Regions from separate parts of the Homo sapiens genome. Here region 1 is linked to region 2. A link is a contact called in ENCODE Hi-C or POLR2A ChIA-PET data. All regions are on one chromosome and are shown on one strand. Each heading gives the region's core, a stretch centred on a gene start or an enhancer-like site at or near the end of the contact. The rest is flanking DNA. Distances are from core to core; before and after follow the strand shown. Region 1 holds the start of UXT-AS1 (UXT antisense RNA 1). Region 2 holds the start of JADE3 (jade family PHD finger 3).

The links. Hi-C counts contacts between places; a loop is a spot of excess contacts on that map. ChIA-PET counts read pairs that join two places held with the same protein, here RNA polymerase II (POLR2A). Pooled maps may share reads with other maps.
Region 1: a loop to region 2 is called in a pooled map, with 3 times the contacts of the local background. The contact joins the promoter of UXT-AS1 here to the promoter of JADE3 in region 2. A Hi-C loop is called at or near these places in 2 of 50 pooled maps. POLR2A ChIA-PET finds 5 or more read pairs at or near these places in 2 of 52 experiments (HEK293 and Panc1).

The regions. Positions count from the first base shown.
Region 1 is chrX:47,655,812-47,662,665 of GRCh38, forward strand. UXT-AS1 (UXT antisense RNA 1) reads left to right here and starts at 3,022. Exons shown (of 2, transcript NR_028119.1): 1 at 3,022-3,369; 2 at 4,084-4,300. It overlaps UXT (ubiquitously expressed prefoldin like chaperone), which reads right to left and starts at 3,369. Exons shown (of 7, transcript NM_004182.4): 1 at 3,304-3,369; 2 at 3,019-3,125; 3 at 1,971-2,052; 4 at 1,761-1,828; 5 at 1,372-1,479. The coding sequence starts at 3,116. RefSeq lists enhancers at 2,713-3,216, 3,201-3,460, 3,217-3,718, silencers at 2,941-3,020, 3,299-3,638 and a cis regulatory region at 6,340-6,783.
Region 2 is chrX:46,907,680-46,914,969 of GRCh38, forward strand. It overlaps JADE3 (jade family PHD finger 3), which reads left to right and starts at 4,742. Exons shown (of 11, transcript NM_014735.5): 1 at 4,742-5,040. RefSeq lists an enhancer at 4,515-4,809 and silencers at 4,550-4,679, 5,120-5,529.

The DNA.
Region 1 (6,854 bases), core at 1,772-4,271, 750 kb after region 2:
CCAACTGCCCTTCCCTGCACAAAACCGTAAATCAAGCTTGTCCAACCTGCAACCAGTGGGCCACATGCGGTCCAGGACGGCTTTGAATGCAGCCCAACACAAATTCATAAACTTTCTTAAAACATTATGTGATTTTTTTTTGCAACTTTTTTATTTTAGCTCATCAGCTATCATTAGCATTAGTGTATTTTATGTATGGCCCAAGACAAATCTCCCAATGTGGCCCACGGAAACCAAAAGATTGGACACTCCTGCCTTAAACTCAACTGGAGCCCACATTTTCTCTCCCCATCACCCCCAACACAGATCTGCTTCAATAACCACTTTAATATGCTTCCAGCATACCCTTTCAAATTATTTCAACAAACACAAAGCCGGGTACAGCAGTGCGCCTGTAGTCCCAGTTACTTGGCAGGCTGAAGCAAGGGGATTGCTTGAGCCCAGGAGTTTGAGGATGTAGTATGCTATGATCGCAGCTGTAAACAGTCACTGCATTCCAGCCTGGGCAACACAGCGAGACACCATCTCTTAAAAACAAAAACACAGAGTGTCTACTATATGCTTGTACTACTCTAGTCACCTGGGTATAAGGGAATAAACCAAATCTCCCCCTTTGTAAAACTTACATTCTAATTGGAGGAGACAACATGAGAAAGAAATTACATAGTAAATATTAGGGGGTGATAAGTGTTAGTAGAAAAAAAGTAGAAGGAGGGGAATCAAGCATGCCAGGGGCTGTAATTTGAAAGTTAGGTTACAGAGGGCCTTGTTGAGGAAGTGACATTTAAGCAAGACGAGTGAGTGAGGAGAAAGGAAGCCATGTGGGTACTGGGGGAAAGAGCAGTGCAGGCAGAGAGAACAGCTACAGCAATATCCCTGGGGTGGGATCATTCTTGGGGTGTTGAAAGAAGCATGTGAAGGTGAGTGTGGCAGGAACACAGTGAATGAATAGTAAAATTAGCAGGAAGTGAAATCATAGGTAACTAGTTTTCTTGTTACCAATTCTAACAGGCTGAGACCTCATGGATCTGGTCATAATTGTATTTATGTATAACAGTATAGTCCTTCTAGATTGTAAGCCTTCAAGGAACTCTTCTGTCTTGTTCACTGCTGCATTCCCACTGCTAAGCACAGTGCCTGGCATACAGAAGATGCCCAATAAATGTTTGCGTGAATGAACAATACAAAGATCATTTTTTGAGTGCTTATTATGTGCTACACATGGGCTTTGCAACCCCATTTCTTCAGCCCCAGCTCTGAAGAGGAGGGGAGATGAGTCCTTAAGTATCATTCCAGGCAGCCATGGGTAAAGGGAGAAGAGTGTTGGAAATGGTGGTGTTTTTACACACTATCCTCATGGAATGGACTTACTCTGTGAGGAGAGAGCTCTTACGATCAATGAACTTGAGAGCTTCTGCCAGTGTCAACTCCAGGAAAAAACCATATCCCAGGGCCACATAGATGCGTGAAGTATCTGGGCTGAGGAAAGAGAGGTTAGAGGAAGTGGGGAGAAGTCCTTATCACTGTTTAGCATAGTTTATGTTTTGCTCCCCACCCTTCCCCAAATTGAGGCTCTGGGAAGGCAGGGATTTTGTCCTATTTTATTCACTGTCACATCCCCAGCACCTAGCTTATATCCTACTGGGATATAAAACCTCGCATAGTGCCTGGTACATAGAAGATACTCAAAAAAATATAAGTTGCATGAGGGAAGGGGTAAGCTGAACCCTGTGGGCTCAGAGGGGCGGGTAGACACTCACACCACTGTGTCAACGAAGAAGTTACAGCCCAAATCCACCTGCATATATAACTCCGAGTGCTTAGCTTCCTGTGGGGCCAGGGAAAAAGAGGTAGGGGTCAGTGGTGAACTCTTAGGTCAGGTGACAGGGTTGGGTCTGGAGTCTCTCTTCCCATTTCCCTCCCTTGCCCACACATACCAAAAAAATGGTACCCAATCCCATAGTCTTTACCTGGAGTCGCTCAATGACATTTCTCAGTTGAAGGTATTTGGCCAGCTGCTCATATACCTTGTCTCGATGGTCCAGCACCTTTCTGATGGGACGAAAGTACAATGGTGACCAATAGGCAGCCCCATTCCTCCTAGTATACCTCATATCATGACCCTCTGAGACTCTCATGTCACCATACACTGAAAAGGCTTTTTAGTGCATAAGTTAATTTTCGGCTCTGGGTCAGACTGCCTGGGTTTGGATCTGGGCTCTATCCTTTATAGATGTGTGACTTTGGCAAGTAAATAACCTGTTTGGGACTCAGTTTCCCCATTTATAAAATACAGATGACAGTATTACCTTGTAGAGTCATTAGGATTAAATGAGCGTTTACTACAAAGCATCTAGAATAATGCTTATCAAATGGTAAACTCTCTATATACATGTTAGTTATAATTACTATTATTATACTCCCAATACTGAACTCCAATCATAATGTCCCATCCTCACCCTAGAAAAATCCTCCATCCCTTTTAGGATGCTCATAGGCCTAGTTCTGAACACCTTATTTCCTGCTTAGATTAACAAAGATTGCAATAATATTTCTTCATACTCATTGAACCTCTACTATGTTTCAGGCATCCATGCTAAATTCTTGACAAAGATGGGACACATCAAAAACTCAAAACCACTGCATGGGGAAGGTTCCAGAAAACTCCCCATTTCACAGAAGAGTAAAGTTTATAGGGCACAGAAAGGCGAGGTAGGACGTATTCACAAGGATGAAGAATGGCCGAGCCAGGATTCGAACCCGAGAACTGTGGCTCCAGAAAACAAGCCTTAATCTGTTAAACATCGGAGGCCGCGCATGCGCTGACACGCCCCTGCTATGAACGCCACGTCCCAGCCAAACTGCACCCCGGATGTCGTCCCCACTTCTCGCTCCAAGGAGCGCGGGGCCGGACTCTGAACGCCTCGCCCGCCAATTCAAAGGGTTGGCCCTAACTTTGAACGCCCCACCCACCACGTGGAATGTTCCAAACGCCCCGCCCCCCGCACTGTCACTCACCGCAAGTCCCGCTGCAGCACGTCACTGATGAAGGTCTCGTAGCGCAGCACTTTCTCCCCCGTGGCCTCCACCGCCCGCCGCTTAGGGGGCGTCGCCATGATGGGCTCCTGGGGAGTGGGGAGGGGGAAGACCATGTTGACCGATCCAGTTTGGCCTCACACACAGTTCATCTCTACCCTCTCAACGCTGGGAATCGGCTTGTCCGGCTCAAGCTGGAGGTTCAGCCTTCCGCCCCTCCCAACTCGGGGACCCGACCACCCAGGGACACCCAAGCGCGGCCTTTACCTCAGGCCGCCAGCAATAAGAACGGTTGGTAGGAACCGCGGCTTCCGGGTGGCGCGGGTGAATGACGTAAGTGGCAAGCGCGCTGGCCAACCAAATAGCCAGTTGGGGAGGGGCGGGCCTGAGTGGAAGAAGACGGGCCAAAGGGGAGAAGAGAAGGGCAGGGCTTCACGGAATCCGAGGAGATCAAAGAAGACTAGGGCGTGCGAGCAGGGGCCGTCTGGCAATAAACCGGCCAATGGGGGACTGCAAAAGCGGCGCCTGGAGCCTATGGAGACCGTGTGTGGCTGGTGGGGGTGGGATTTAATGGGATTTGGCGGGTTCTAAGGTAGGCGCGACGCACAGGTGGAGGTAGAGGAAGTGAAGAGTTTAATATTTAAAAGGACCTAAAAATTGACTATGGTTCTGGTCTATAAGGAAGATCCCGTGTGATCTGTCGGCCTGGATATTGATTTTTCACACGGGAGGTTTGGATTTCACTCCTGGCAATGGGACTGAGTATAAGCATTTAAAAGGTTTTAAACAGAGACAGGTTTTCTAAAATTCATCTTTGATAACTCCAGCTCTGCACTCGCAACCCATAAGTGAGGCTCAAGTGGAAATTGACAACACTCTCTGTCTAATCACCTCGTTTGATAGTCAAATGGAGAGGGTGGCTGAAGTCCTCTGCCGAAGATTGGCCATCTTGTAGTTAGGCATAGTTCCCATGTTTTTATTTAAATGGTAAGGTTTTTGTGAATTTATTCTTATGCACTAGAGTGACTGAGTGAATTTATTTTTCAGGTTAGATTTTCAAACAAGAACTTATAACCCAGCAAGAATGGGCCTTTGCCTGGAGAAGAATCCAGACCATGGGATGAATCCCCAAATGCTATTTCCATCTGTAGAGCCTAGAGCACCCACCCCTACCAAGGAAGTCTTCCCAGATAATTTGTGTTTCATATGTAAAAGCAAGTTTTTTTTTTCAAATGCTCAAAACCCAAGCAAGTTAAGCCCTTCCTTCCTTCCTTCCTTCCTTTCTTTTCTCTCTCTCTCTCTTTCTTTCTCTCTCTCTCTCTTTCTTTCTTTTTTTTCTTTTTTAGACAGGGTCTGTGTCCCCTAGGCTGGAGTGCAGTGGTATGATCATGACTCATTGCAGCCTCAACCTCCCAGGCTCAAGTGATCCTCCCGCTTCAGCCTCTGGAGTACCTGGGACTACTGGCATACACCACCACGCCCATCTAATTTTTAAAAAAGTTTTTGTAGAGACAGAGTCTCACTATGTTGCCCAGGCTGGTCTCAAACTCCTAGGCTTAAGTGATTTGCCCACCTCGGCCTCCCAAAATGCCGAGATTATAGGCATGAGCCAGCACACCTGGCCAAGTTAAGCTTTTCTTTGCCCTTAGAACGAGATAATTGTAAAATGAAAACATTGAGATTAGTTTTTTTGGTCTGTAAATCTCATGTTACATATAGTTTAAATTACATTGAGTGTGATTGGAATAGATACTAGGTAGAAAAATATTATCTAGTTAATCTATACCACTTTCCTGTGAAAAGAGAGAAAAGAAGACACATATTTATTTAACAGAGAACACAATTCTGATGGGCTGGAGATGAGTCTGTGTAAGTCTATTAACTTATATTTCACAAAAAAGAATTTTTTACTTAAAAATGTATTTCCAACTTTATTTTTACATTTCAAACCTACAGAAAAGTTGACAGTGAACACTCATATACCCTGCACTTAAGTTCGCCAGTTGTTTTATTTTGAATTTTTAAAATTTTTTTAGAGGCAGGGTCTTGCTCTCTTGCCTAGGCTAGAATGCAGTGGTGTGATCTCGGTTCACTGCAACCTCTGCCACCGGGCTCAAGCAATCCTCCCGCCTAAGCCTCCTGCATAGCTGGGACTACAGGCATGAGCCACCATGCCCAGCTAATTTTTTGTAGAAATGGGGTTTCACCATGTTGCCCAGGCTGGTCTCGAATGCCTGAGCTCAATCAGTTCGCCTAACTCGGCCTCCCAGGGTGCTGGGATTACAGGCGTGAGCCACCATGCCCGGCCTGGATTCACTCGTTGTTAATATTTGATCACATTTGCTTTCTTTCCAGACCATAGGATAATTGTTGACATGGCTGCATAGCATTCCATTCTTTGGATGGCCTCAGATTTTTGAGCCACTCCTCTGTCACTGGATATTTGAATGTGTTCAGATATTTTCGTTGTTATAACCAGGATGGGATAAGTCTTTGCTGTCAAATTTTTGTGCGGAGCCATGATTATTTCCTTGTGATAAATTCCTAGAAGTAGAATTTATAGATTTTTTTTGAGACAGAGTCTCACTTTGTTGCCAAGGCTGGAGTGTAGTGGTGTGATCTCTGCTCATGGCAACCTCTGCCTCCTGGTTTCAAGTGATTCTTCTGCTTCAGCCTCTGGAGTAGCTAGGACTACGGGCACACACTACCATGCCGCCTAGCTAATTTTTGTATTTTTAATAGACACAGGGTTTCACCATGTTGGCCAGGCTGGTCTCGAACTTGTGGCCTCAAGTGATCTGCCCACCTCGGCCTCCCAGGGCGCTGGGATTACAGGCATGAGCCACCTCACCCGGCTGAATTTATGGATTTAAAGGAGGTCACTGCATTGTAAATCAAGTGTTGAGTGACAGTGGTACGCATAACAGTGAACCTCCTCATCTAAGCTCTATATCAGGGGTCAGCAAATTATGGCCCCTGGTTTGCTGACCCTTTACAGTTTCCTATAGCCTGCAAACTAGGAATACTATTTACATCTTTAAAGGGCTTTAGAAAAGTAAAACTAATATTTTGTGACACATCAAAATTATATGAAATTTGCATTTTAGTGTCCATTAATAAAATTTTCTTGGAACACAAGTCTCACTCATGCGTTTACATATTGTCTGTTACTGCTTTCACGCTATAATGGCAGAGTTGAGTAGTTGCCAAAGAGACCACATGGTATGGACATCCTAAAGTATTTACTATCTGGCCTTTTACAGAAAAGGTTTGCCAACCCCTGCTCTGTACAATGCCTGTCACCAATACAGAGGTTGGGGCTCTAACCAGGTGGGTCTCCCTGGCTTCCACTGGCGACCTCTTAACCTGGCTTATGGGTGCACATTTTCAGGCTGGTGCTTCTGGGAGATATGAGAGACACAGTCAGCTTGTTTCCAGCTCCAAGATGTGAGATGGACTGTGTCTCTTATGTCTGCATTTGAATCTTCTCTCCTTTCCATCCAACTTCCTGCCCCCAGCTCTGACTCATAGGTCTCTGTCTTTGCCTTTTCCCAAGAAGAGCAAGAAATGACTAAGGCCCAGGGGAGGCTGCATTTCCCTGATAGCTAATGATGTAGAACATCTTGCCATGTGCTTATTTGTCATCTACATGTCCTTTATGGTGAAATGTCTCTTCACATTCTTTGCTCATTTACCAAATGGATTGCTTAAAAAAAAAAAAAACTTGAGTTTTGAGAGTTCCTTACATATTCTAGGTATGAGTTCTTTGTCAGATATGTGGTTTGCAAATATTTCCTCCCAGGCTGTAGTTTGTCTTT
Region 2 (7,290 bases), core at 3,492-5,991:
AAAACTCCAGACTCCTAGAAGGAAAACAAGTGTTCAGCATAAACCATATTGTTTGTACGAACAGTTTAGGCCCAGTGAACAGTCTCATCAGCCCTGGGAATGGTGAGAGCCCTCTTCAAATCTAAGTTCCAAATGCCATCCAAGGACCGACCTTGCATGCAGGGCTTTCAAAGGATAGCACTGAGGCCTTTCACGTTAACTCTTTTCTGCACAGCTTGAGAATCAGGAGACTTGAGTTCTAGTCCCAGCATAAATAACATTTGTACAAACAGCTTAGATATAGTTAGCCATTCTTATCAGTTCTGGGAACAATGAGAGCTCTCCTGAAATCCAAGTTCACAGATGCCTGCCAAGAGCCTGTTATGTTAACTCTTTTCTGCACAACTTCCTCAACTCATTTTATAAGGCCAGTATTACCCTAATACCAAAACCAGACAAGGACTGTAGCAAAAATCTCCCCCAAACTACAGACTTTTATCTCTTATGGGCTTTAACACAAAAATCTGCAACAAAACATTAGCAATATAGAATCCAGCAAGGTATAAAAATAATTATTTTATGGCCAAATGGGGTTTATTCCAGCTATGAAAGGTTGGTTCAAAAATCAATATTCTATCAATGTAATCTACCATATCCACAGGCTAAAGAAGAAAAATCACACGATCATATAACTTGATGCAGAAAAGGCATTTGACAAAATTCAGCATTCACTCATAATAAAAACTCTCAGCAAACTGTGAATAGAGAGGTACTTTCTCAACTCAATAAAGAGCATCTACAAAAAACCTGCAACTATCATATTTAATGGCGAAAGACAATGTTTCCCCTTAAGATAAGGAACAAGGCAAGTATGTCCACTCTCTCCACTCTTATTCAACATTGTACTGAATGTTCTAGCTAGAACAAGACGGCAAGAAAAGGAAATAAAATGCGCACAGATTGGAAAGGAAGAAATAAAACTGTCCCTATTCACAGATAATATGATTGTCTACATAGAAAATCCCAAAGAATCTGCTGAAAAATTCCTAGAACTAGTAAGTGAGTTTAGTAAGGTCAGAGGAAACAAGATCAACACATAAAAATTAATTGCATTTCTATATATTAACAATGACCAATGAATGTGAAGACAAATTAAAAACACAATACCACTTACAATCATGACAAAGAAAATGAAATACTTAGGTATATATTTAACAAAACATGCATAGGTTCTGTATGCTGGAAATTCAAAAATGCTGACGAAAGAAGTCAAGGAAGATCTAAATAAATGGAGAGATAGACATATCGTGTTCATGGATTGGAAAATTCAATATACAATAGTAAAGATGTCAATTCACCTTAAACTGATCTATAGGCTTAACACAATTTCTTTCAAAATCCCAGCAAGGTTTTCGTAGATACAGAATACACTCATTCCAAAATTTATATGGAAAGGCAAATGACCTTGAATGGCTAAAACAATTCTGAGAAAGAACAATAAAGTGGGAGGAAGTGCTCTACCCAATGTTAAGGCTTATTATATAGCTAGAGTAATCAAGACTGGTATTCACAGAGGTATAGGCACATAGATCGATAGAACAGAATAGCGAACCCAGAAACAGCCCCACACAAATAGCCCCACACAAATATGCCCAATCGATTTTTTCAAACGTGCAGAAGCAATTCAGTGGAGGAAAAGTAGTCATTTTATTTGAGCCATCAGACAACCATAGACAAAAATATGAACCTCAACCTTAGGTTTAGATCCTATATAAAAAGTAAATGAATCATGCACTTAAATGTAAAATATAAAACTATAACACTTATAGAAGGAAAGATAAGAGAAAATCTTCAGGACCTGGAGCTAGATGAAGATGTCTTAGCCATGACACAAAAACATGATACATAAATGCAAAAATTGATAAATTGGACATCATCAAAATTTAAAATTTGGTCTGCAAAATCTCTTAAGAGGATGAAAAGACCAGCTACAAACTGGGAAAAATATTTGCAGATCACATATCTGACAGAGGACTTGTATCTAGAATGTAGTATACAGAATTCTCAAAATTTAACAGTAGGAAACAATCTGATTAGAAAATGGGCAAAAGACTTGAACGGACATTTCACCAAAGAGGTTATACAGATGGCAAATAAGCACATGAAAAGATGCTCAACAGCATTAGCCATTAAGGAAATGCAATTTAAAACAACAATGAGGTATCACTACACACCTATTAGAATGGCTAAAAGAAAAAGATAGTGACAATACCAAATGCTGACAAAGATGTGGAGAAACTAGATCTCTTATACATTGCTGGTGGTAATATAAAGTGGTATAGTCTGGAAAAGTTTGGCATTTTCTTGTAACACTAAATATACACTTACCATCTGACCCAGCAATTGCACTCCTGAGCATCTGTCACAGAGAAATGAAAACTTATGTTTACACAAAAACTTCTACATTAATGCTCATAGCAGTTCTATTCTTAATAGGCAGACATTGGAAACAACTCAAATGACCTTCAATGCATGAATAAACAAACTGTAGGACATCCATACTACAGAATACTACTCAGTAATAAAAAGCAACAAATCATTGAGACATGCAACAAACTTGGGTACATCTCAAGAAAATCATGCTGAGTGAAGAAAAGCTGATTTCAAAAGGTATGATTCCATTTATGTAATACTCTTGAAATGACAAATTTATAGAGATGGAGAACGTGTTAGGGGTTGCCAGAAATTAGAGGAGGAGAAAGCGGTGACTGTGACTACAAAGTGTAGCAGGAGGAATCTTTGTGGTGGAGAAAAAGTTGATTGTGGTGATTACACAAATTTAAATGTGTTAAAATTGCACAGAACTATATACACAGACTCAGAAATCAGTGCATGAAAATTGATGAAATCTGGATAAGGTCTGTGGACTGTATTAATGTTAATATCTATATTGTATTATAGTTATCTATTACCATTGGGGGAAACTGGGCAAAGGGTACATGGGACCACTCTGTACATTTTTTTTTACAACTTCTGATGAATCTATAATTATTTTTAAATAAGTATAATAAAGTGAGATAAGTCTGAAGGACTACGAATATTTTAGAACTCACGCATTTCCATATTATGGAATATAACTAGATCTTTAACATGGAAAACAGACAAAATACAAAAGAGCCTACATTATTGTTCATCCTAGAAATGTAAACGAAAATAGCCCAGGACAGTAGCTCATGCCTGTAATCCTAGCACTTTGGGAGGCCCAGGCAGGCAGATAGCTTGAGCTTAGGAATTCAAGACCAGCCTGAGCAACATGGTGAAACTGTCTCTACCAAATAAATAAATAAATAAATAAGTTGGGCCATGGTGGCATGTGCCTGTAGTCCCAGCTACTTGGGAGGCTGAGGTGGGAGAATCACTTCAGCCCCGGAGGTGGAGGTTGAAGGGAGCCAAGAGGTTGCAGTGAGCCAAGAGATCTCACCACTGCATTCTAGCCTGGGTGACAGGGAGCCCAGAGGTTGCAGTGAGCCGAGATCGAGCCACTGCATTCCAGCCTGGCGACAGAGTGAGACCCTGACTCAAAAAAAAAAGGAAAAGAAAAAAGAAAGAGAATGAGTTCATCATAGTTGCATATAGCACATTTCCAAACCCAGAGAGGTAAGCCAAAAAGGTTTGTTGCTTAAACATCTATATTAGGATTCAACCAAAGGATCAGAACCAGTAGGAAATTATATATATATATATATATATACACACACACACATATATATATACACACACACATATATATATACATACACACACACATACATATATATATACACACACACACACATACACCCACGGTGCCCAGCCTGCCAGAAGAATGCGTGGTGGGAATATACGTATATATACTCCCTGTTCATTCATTTCTTCGAAGCTATTGTCTTAGACGATTATGGTGGCCAAGTAAATCCAAAATCTGTAGGGCATACAGTCAGGAAGGGAAGATCAGGAGCAGGCTGGAACCAATGGACATAGGCCAAAGGTGTCATCCATAGGGGAAATTCTCTTTCTCTGACGTACTCAGCACCCTCAGCCCTGATTGAAAGGCTTTCCAACTGATTCCGTCAGGCCCACCTAGATTATCCAGGATTATCTCCCTAACTTTAAGTCAACTGATTAGGAGCTTTAATTACATCAGCAAAATACCTCCAGAGCAACACCTGGATTGGCATTCGATCAAATAACTGTGGGCGATAGCCTAACCAGTGGACACATCGAAAAAGCCACACAACATCACAAACCACCTGTGCTGGCAACTGAATAAATGAATTATGTTAATAGCCACCTTGGCTTTATTATTACAGGTAATTCAAGCACAAGCGACATAAATCAATAGCGGCCACCGAGTTGATGTATGAGAGTCCCACTTTGGAACTTCAGAGTTGGAAGGGGCCATGAAAAGCTTAGTTTGTATTTCAACACAGCCGAGGCATCTGCACCTCGTCCTCTCTAGCGCTCGGCGGGGCTGGGGCGTCTCGGGCAGTGGCGCACCCAGCTGGACGGGAGGGGAGCCCACCTGGAACGCGGCGCCGCGGGTGCGGGAGCGGCGAGTGGGCGGGGCGTCGAGGCGGCGGGTGGCGACGGCGCCCAGCCCGCCAGAAGAACGCGCGGCGGGCAGACGGCTGGGAGCCGCTCCGGTAGGGCGAGCGCGGCCGGCGGTGGGTGGGAGGAGAGGTTGGGGGAGGAAGGAAAGGGAAGAGGCGGAGCGTGGGAGCGCACAGTGTCAGGAATACAATAGTGCTCCGCGCCGCCTCAGCCGCCGCCGCCGCCCAACCGCCTGCCCAGCGCTGAGGCCTGACGGGCCGGGCGGACGAGGGCCGAGGGCGGGAGCTGAGGCGCGGGGGGCGGCCCCGGCGGGGGGCGGGGGCGAGGAGGGGATTAAGGGGCAGGTGCGAGGGAGGGAAGAGAAGAAAGCGAGCGGTTAGGGGGGCGGTTACCACTCCGACCGGACTCACCCGGCACATTGCCGGGCCGCGGCGTGGAGCCGGGCAGGAGCCGCGAGCCAGCTGCGCGAAGGTAGGCGCCGCGGAGGCCGGACCCGGCGCGGGCGAGGTTGGGGGCGTCGCACCGGCTGGGCGGCGGGAGCGGCGGCCTCCGGGAGTGGAAGCGGGCGGCGCGGAGCGCACAGTCCCGGCCCGGCCTCGCCGCGCTCCGGGTCGCTCCGGTTCCACATCGTGGTCGCCTCCGGCGTCCCCGGCGCCTTGGGGCCGAGAGCGTGTGTGGGCTGAGGTAAAGTGCCTGGTGGCCCCTCTGCCCGCCCGGGTAGTGCCTGGTGGCCCGGGCGGGGGGCGGGGGCGGACGCGCGAGCTCGGCTGCAGCTCCCGGCTACACCGGGCAGGAATTGAGCGCCATAACTGTTGCGGCTCTTTCCTCCGGTGCCCCCTCCTGGCGCCCCCTCCTCCGTTCCTGCCCTTTGCCTGGCTTCGGGGCTGACGGGGCCAGACCCGTGGCGGGAGGACCTGCTCTGTCGGCCGCCAGGGGTCGGATGCTCCAGGGAGCGAGGGCGCGCCCTGGCTGTTTAGCTGTTGGGGGGCGGAAAGAACCGAGTGCCTGGAGAGGGGAGAACGGGTGGTGCTGGGTGCGGCGAGGCACCCCGGGAAGCCCGGGTGCCCACCCGGCGGGAGCGGGAGCGCGGGCGCCCGGCGGGCTGGCGAACTTTCCCTCCCACTGGCGGCATTGTTCGAACTGCGGGTCCGTGGCCGCCGAGCGTCGGGCGGTCCGGGGGTGGGAAAATCGTGAGGGCTTTGCTAGTCTTCCGGGGAAATTTTCCCACCGCTGGGCACGGCAAAGTTAACTTTTCTCCAGCTTTCGAGTTCGTTTTATTCCCTCCGCCCCGGGGGCCGTAGTTTGTTTTTTTGTTTTGTTTTGTTTTGTTTTTTGTTTGTTTGTTGTTTTTTTTAATAGCCTTCAATCTTTTTCTCCCGCTTTTCACAGCAGAGCCAGTGCTTCGGTGGAGTCTAGCTTTAAATTGCACAGGGCAGCCTGAGTTTGTTATTTGTGAGGAGGGGGTGGCGGGATCTGGAGTGAGTGACCACAATGGTGGTATGTGGAGGCATGTTTCAAAGTTTTTATCGCTGTGCGGCCCTGGGACATATGTGGCTACTAGGGATTTGGCAAGAAACTTGTTTGGCCGCTTCTCCGACTTTGAGTTGCAAGGAAATCCGTGGCCTCAGATGTGCGCGAGTTGTTTGTGTGTGTGTGCCGTGAGGTGCGTTTATCTATGAAGCTGAGGATGAGATTCCCCCCTCCCGCCGTCTGATTGTGTAAGAAGTCAAAACCGTGTTGAAGGTGATTCCAGTGGTGGCCTGGAGGGAAAGGCGACCTCATTCCCTGTGTTCAGTCTGATAAAGTGAACTGCTGCTCTCTAAACTTGGGAAGTAATGAAAAATAATTTAGGTAAAAACTGGTTGCACAACGTCTTTGCTTAGTTTAAGCAACCCACAATCCACTTTCCCAGACCAGTTCTCCTGTTAAATACTTTCCCTTTAGCCACTTCTTGTCAGCCTAGGCTGGGAGGGGGAAAGAGTAGGGCTGAGAGAGGAGTCGGTCTGAACAAAGCATTGTGTTTTTATTTAGTTTAATACTTCCAAAACATCTGTAGACAATGGGAGTATGGGTCCCGGCCTTCGTACCCTTTGAGTAGTGTGGTTCTCATGCTTTTGTAGCATCATGTGATTACTCTTCGGATACGTAAAAATAGATTTTTTTTCTTTTTTGTTTAACCTAAGAGTATTCTACCTCCATAACATATCATTTTCTCTTTCGTTTAAAGTGAGCTCTGAGCTTAAATACTTGAACTGTAAAAGGATAATACCCTCTCTTCAAGGATTACCTGAGACCGTTGAGAAGTGTTTCAGTGCCCAGCGTGTATTCAACTTTCAATCGATGTTAGCCACCATCTTTGCCACCTTTTCTCCAGTTGTGCTCTTCTTTATGCTTTTGTTTGCTAGAGAATAGCTTTTAACCCAATATTGTTGCCTTGCTTTCTGTCCAGTCAATTCTGGAATACTCAGGGGTGCAAGTCTGGCTCTAGAATTCACACTTTCTCTCTCCCCTCTTCTCTGAGTCATGTTGCTTGCCCTCGGCAATGCGATGTGAATCTGGTCATAGGTAGAAAAAAGTAGAGAAAGGCTTCCCACTCCTCCCTGAAGTGTTGTGACCCACCTTCAGGCCCGTAGGGGAGATTCCCAGGAGCAGGACAGGTGATGGTGCAGGGCTGGCATCATAGCTAAGAAGTATGGATTGGTGAAAGTTAAAGAAGAAAGG